Regions from separate parts of the Homo sapiens genome. Here region 1 is linked to region 2. Evidence: chromatin contacts called from ENCODE Hi-C or POLR2A ChIA-PET data. All regions are on one chromosome and are shown on one strand. The core of a region is the stretch at or near the end of the contact, and the rest is flanking DNA. Distances in the headings are between cores, read along the strand shown. Region 1 has its middle 300 kb from the start of CDCA7. Region 2 has its middle 240 kb from the start of CDCA7.

Region 1 (2,700 bases), core at 160-2,659, 62 kb before region 2:
ATGGCTTTTAGAAATCCCTGTTGTCCATTTAAATTTTAATGTTTCTATCATTTGTTCCTCAGTGTAAATTAACAGCCATGGCAGTGTGTTGGGTTTCTTTTCTGAAGTCGAGACTTTAAATTTAATTCAATAGCCGAGATTTACGGCGCTTCTATATTTCACACGGCAGAATCAATAATGTGACTGAAGTGAAGAAGATAAAAATTTATGGTATCTTGCAATTTAATGGTTGAAAAGATGCAATTGGAGAGATCATAAATTGTGAAGGAGTTTATGCTTCATTGCTCCTGATTCAGTGCTTGCTGTTAGAACTTGATTTGTGGCTATTCACAAGGTGTGATTAATGATGTGATCGATGCTTGCTTCAGTGCAGTAAAGCAGTTGTAATGCTCTTCATTAGAATAAATAAAATAAATTGACTGAAGCTTTATAAAAACTGTGTAACATTTAAAATCTAAAATGTCAATTTTTTTTCCTGTTACAATTTAGGTTTCTTCAGGCAGTTTCCACCTACATCACATCACTCATTGTCATTCTTTTTGGATGTTATAGAAATCCATGTGGGTTTGGGTAAGCTTTATGCAAAGCTCACTGAAGGGGAAAAGAAAGAGTTGAATAGGACCCGCAAAGCTGGGATATTGTGGCGGCTGTGCTTTTCCGTCCTCCTAATGTGCATTTTATCCTTCTTAAACACATGGAGTTAAAAGAAATCAACGCGGAAAATGACCCTTCTATTCATACATTTGCTAAAAAACAATGAAAGTGGATAGTTTTTATTTTTTAAGTGGGGTAGATACATACGCATCTCCATTGCCAGGGCCTGAGAGGGCACAGGCACACCCTTCAGACAACGTTGCTTTAATGTGGAGGTTTTGTTTGACATGCTTCTATTGTCAGCTCATGCTATGACTCAGAAAAAAATGAGCAAGCACAGAAGGGGTACGGCAGTCTCAATGTGTTTGCAAAGAATAAAGTAAGTCTAGATAATGCCTGGAGGGCCTTGGTGAGTCACTTGGGCCGGGAAAAGTTGCCTTTTTACACATGCGTAGAGATTCTTGCCAATTTGGGAACTTATTTATCACAATTGTAAACCAGCTGCCTTTGTTTCAATAACAATTTCTGACATTTATTACTGTCAAAGAAAACTTTAGGCATGTCCCAGAGAGAGGTACATGTCTCCAGAGGATACATTTGCTGGGTTCATTTCCTGCGATCATTTCTTCTTTTTGTAAATGCAAAAAGTTGCAAACAAGTGGCATGGTTAATCTATGGACTTAGATGGTCCTAACTGACTTGTGGGTGCTCCAATCCCAATACTAGTTGCAATTGTAGATTTACACAAGGCCCTGGTGTTGGCAAGCCTTTGTAATATGTTTCCATGACTCAAGCAGATTCCATTAGGATGAGTCTGGAAAGGTTTGGTATGGTGGCAGCTTTTGTTTTCCCTCCATGTCAAGGCCTGAAAGGGGTGAAGCAGCCTTGGGGGTGAGCCTCCTGGTTTTTTGCCTTTGACACCAAATTCATGTTCCTTCTTGTCACTTTGGGGTTCTGCAGGAGGATAGGGGTGGTGTGGGGAGGAATGCAGGGGGCAACCCATACATGGTAATTCTCAACTTTAAAGTATCAATTAAACTGGCTTCTCAGATTTTCCTCGTTTCCCTTAACGGATCCTTAACTCACTCTGTGTTTTCTGAATGATGAAGCACCTTGGTGTAGTAGAGACCTAACTTGCAAAAATACTTCCAGTAAAGAAAATGTGGTACATATATGCCACAGAATAGTATGCTGCCATAAAAAAGAAAAAAAGCATGTCCTTTGCAGCAGCATGGATGGAGCTGTAGGCCATTGTCTTAGGTGAACTAAATCAGAAATAGAAAACTAAATACTGCATGTTCTCACTTATAAGCAAGAGCTGAACAATGGACACATGGACATAAAGATGGAAATAATAGACACTGAAGCCTCCAAAAGGGGGGAGGTGGGAGAGAGTGAGAGTTGAAAAATTACCTATCAGATATAGTGTTCACTATGTGGGTAATGAGTACACTAGAAGCTCAATCCCTGCTAGTATGCAATATAGCCATGTAACAAACAAGCACATGTACCCTTGAGCCTAAAAAACACAACACAACAAAAACCCCAAAATACTTCCAGGTTGTCCGCATTTGGCAATCCTCAGTTCAGTGAATTTCCTTTTGCATTGGCATCTGGATGCTAAACAGGAAAGGGAATTTTTAAAGGTTTACAATATTATGTGCACTTGAGGGGCACTACCTGTTTGGGGGTGTAGGAGCTGGAGGATGCAAAGAAGGATTGATTAAAAATGAAAGGAGAGAGTAGGAAGAATGAACAGAGCTTGAATGAAACAGAATTATTTATCTCTGTGGGCTAGATTTCTGGGGGCTAATGGACATTAAGGGGTTGGCGGAAACTGAAGACTGTGTTATTTCATGGAGAACTGTCCTCGAAGTTGGAGGTGCAACAAGCCTCTAGTGTAAGCCTCATGCGAGTAAGGTCGTGTCTGATTGTCCTATCCATGTACCAGTGTCTAGAACAATGCTTGGCACCTACACCAAGCACTGAATAAATGTTCATTTAGCTTATGGTGTGAGGCAATGAATACATCTTTCTAAAGACTGTAGGCAGACCGAGCAACTGAGAAAATGTCAAGGGCCACCACTGAAAGCTTTACAAGTAAGA
Region 2 (2,700 bases), core at 8-2,507:
AGTGGGGTCCTGGATTACAGAGTAGTGTTTATAATGTTAATTTACTGATTTTGATGGTTGTTCTGTGATTAGGTGGGAGAGTGTCCTTGTCTTTTAGGAAATACACAGTGAAATGTTTAGAAGTGTTCAGCTTACTCTCAGTTGATTCAGATGGGAAAGAATATATATATATAGTTTACAGGAAAATAATGATAAAGCAACTGTGGTAAAATCTTAACAACTGGAAATCAGTGTAAAAGATATACAAAGAGTACTCTTCTACTTTTTTCTCTAAGTTTAAAATTATTTCAAAATAAAAAGTCTTAAATGATAAAAGAAATCACCATGGTACCTATTTTACTTTCATTCTTCCAGGGCAGAGACTTGGCTTTATGCACCTGCTTTTCCTTTTCTGGCCTATTTCCAGGCACGTAAGAGAAAACCAATGAACACTTGTTTGGATAATTGGTGATTATACTTGTCTTAGCTTCCTTACTAAATTGTAAGCTACTAGAGGGCTTGAACCATGTCTTGTTTCTCGGAATTCCCTAAAGACCCAGCTCCGTGTCCTGTACATAATTGACACCATTGGTTATTTGTAGAACGGAATGGAATTATGTGGCCACTCAAATGTTATGATAATGATTAGGCTCTGACAAAGATCCCTTTTATGGGCCTGTGAAAACAATCACAGTACTTGAAACTAAAATTCCCCTCCTGGGCTTGTGAAAGCCAGGGTCCAGGTTAAGCAGCCCTTTGTGAAGCTGCATTCTCCGAGAGCGGCATCTGACTCTCCACTGAGTCACCTTTGGCAGGGAGCCTTCCCCTCAGTCTGCAGTCATTACCCTAATGAAGGACAGCTGGGGCTGCCAACAATGAACTTGCACTCTCAAGTGGCAGCCGCCCTTAAAAGAACAGTTCCCTCACCCACTAGAACAGCCCTTCCAGGCCAGAAATTGGCCACTGGTTTTATGCCTGGATGGGATGTGGATCCATAGGGAGTCAAAAATGGCAGCTGCAAAGCATGCTGTTGATAGAGAAATGCTCAGTTTAAAGAAGAAACCCTGCCCAGAGTGAGAAGCAAAACTTGCCATGTATTTTAAAAACCACTGTCCTATGTTTTGAAAAACTATATTGGCAGGGGAATCTGATACAGACTTTACTTCTGGACAGCTGTCCTGTTCATTCAGATGCAGGGTGAGCTGGAAGTCAGCCTTCAGGGCCGTGAATACAGGGCAGCTCCAAGCAAGCAACAGGCTCACCAACGAAACCAACAGACAATGTGCATTTTTCAAGACTGTTTCCCTGATGAAAAAATATTTTTTTCTACATAAGCTTGTATAGGCCACTCCTCTGATGCAGAAATCAACATTTCATGAGGTAAATAGAAAAATACTGTCTGGTAATAACCCGCATCACTGAGTGTTTACTCAGTGACAAATGTTACTCTAAGAGCTTTGCATGATTAGCTCATGTAATCCTCCTGATAGCCTGCAGGTAGGTACTCATTGCACCTGGCTGGCAGAGAAGGCACCTAAGAAATTTGGCAAAAGCCACAGAACTAGTCAGTGGTGGAGCCACAATCTGAACTCAGATACTCTAACAGCAAAGTCAACTGTTTAACACAGATCCTTCAAAGTTGGGTATTTTTCCAAGGAAACTTTGGATTGACACTTAACTGCAGAGACCATACTATGTTACGTGTGTTGAAACTTGTTTTGATCACACACACACAGTGCTTTGAACATGGAACATAACCAAGCAATGCTAATGACTATACGTTGGAGGAGAATAATACAGGAACGTCAGAAATGAAATGTTTATTTTGGCTGTTAGGGGCACTGGCACTGATCTGAAACCAGTTTTGAAAATGCAGAATGCGACAAAGTTGAAGTCATGCTGGTTTGAAGGGTTAAAAGTTCTGCTAGGTAGCTGAGCCAGGAATATGTCCTCTGTCCGGAGTGCTCACCTTACAGCGGGAGGTGGGGCAAAAGCCAGCGGCTGGTCCAGACTGCTAAAGGATTGCAGAGAGACCCATGATATTGAAGAGCATGACCGACAGGCCTCATAGTGTGTAAAAATGTATGCTTGACATGGGGCAGCAATGCGGTCCATGGAGCAGAGGCGCATGGACCCATTAGCAGACATGATGAGGACAGGCAGGGTGGGCTGACGCACAGCTGAAGAAGATAGGGGAGCACAGGAAATGACATTTTTAAATGTCAGGAAAACGTTACACAATGAGTCAGAAAGAGATGGACATTTCCTAAGCAGTAATGCTGCCTCATTATATAAAGTTTTCTGTTCTGTCAGTCATTAACTATACCAGAAAAGAAGGCAAAACACGCAGGTTTTTGTGAATCAAGCAATCTTTAACTTCTGTGACACATCTTCTCATAACTAGACCACGGCAGTAAGCTGCTCAGGAAAGGTCAGTTACACAAATGAAAAATAAAAATGGGATAGCACAGAATGCACGAGACAGGGCTCTGGGTGCCCGGCCCTACAGTGCCCTACTTACTTGGCTTACCCACGGCTCCAGGAACCATCCCACAACCATGAGGACAACCTTACACCTACAAAGAAAGTGATTGTTTTCATGTAGCTTTATTGATTCTTCACACAAATATTTGGTGGGATCACTTTTCTGCCATTAAAAGAATCACAATAAAGATCATGCAAAGAACACTAGGGCTGCATTACAGTAGCCTGGATGGTTGC

The links. A loop is a pair of places that touch in the nucleus more often than their neighbours do. ChIA-PET counts read pairs that join two places held with the same protein, here RNA polymerase II (POLR2A). Pooled maps may share reads with other maps.
Region 1: a map of mammary epithelial cell shows a loop between it and region 2 (7-fold over the local background). The contact joins two enhancer-like sites. A Hi-C loop is called at or near these places in 5 of 168 maps with a recorded cell type or tissue (Calu3, HCT116, PC-3 and 2 more) and 3 of 50 pooled maps. POLR2A ChIA-PET finds 5 or more read pairs at or near these places in 4 of 52 experiments (BJ, MCF 10A, PC-3 and 1 more).

The regions. Positions count from the first base shown.
Region 1 is chr2:173,651,165-173,653,864 of GRCh38, reverse strand. No RefSeq gene overlaps it. Among named protein-coding and RNA genes, the nearest start is that of CDCA7, 300 kb to the right of the region's middle. Within about 2 kb of position 1,409, at least 7 of the 41 ENCODE cell types and tissues checked have a DNase peak (open chromatin) inside an H3K27ac peak, as active enhancers do; they include HCT116, PC-3, PC-9 and 1 more, where a contact is called at or near this core.
Region 2 is chr2:173,588,573-173,591,272 of GRCh38, reverse strand. No RefSeq gene overlaps it. Among named protein-coding and RNA genes, the nearest start is that of CDCA7, 240 kb to the right of the region's middle. Within about 2 kb of position 1,257, at least 14 of the 41 ENCODE cell types and tissues checked have a DNase peak (open chromatin) inside an H3K27ac peak, as active enhancers do; they include HCT116, PC-3, PC-9 and 1 more, where a contact is called at or near this core.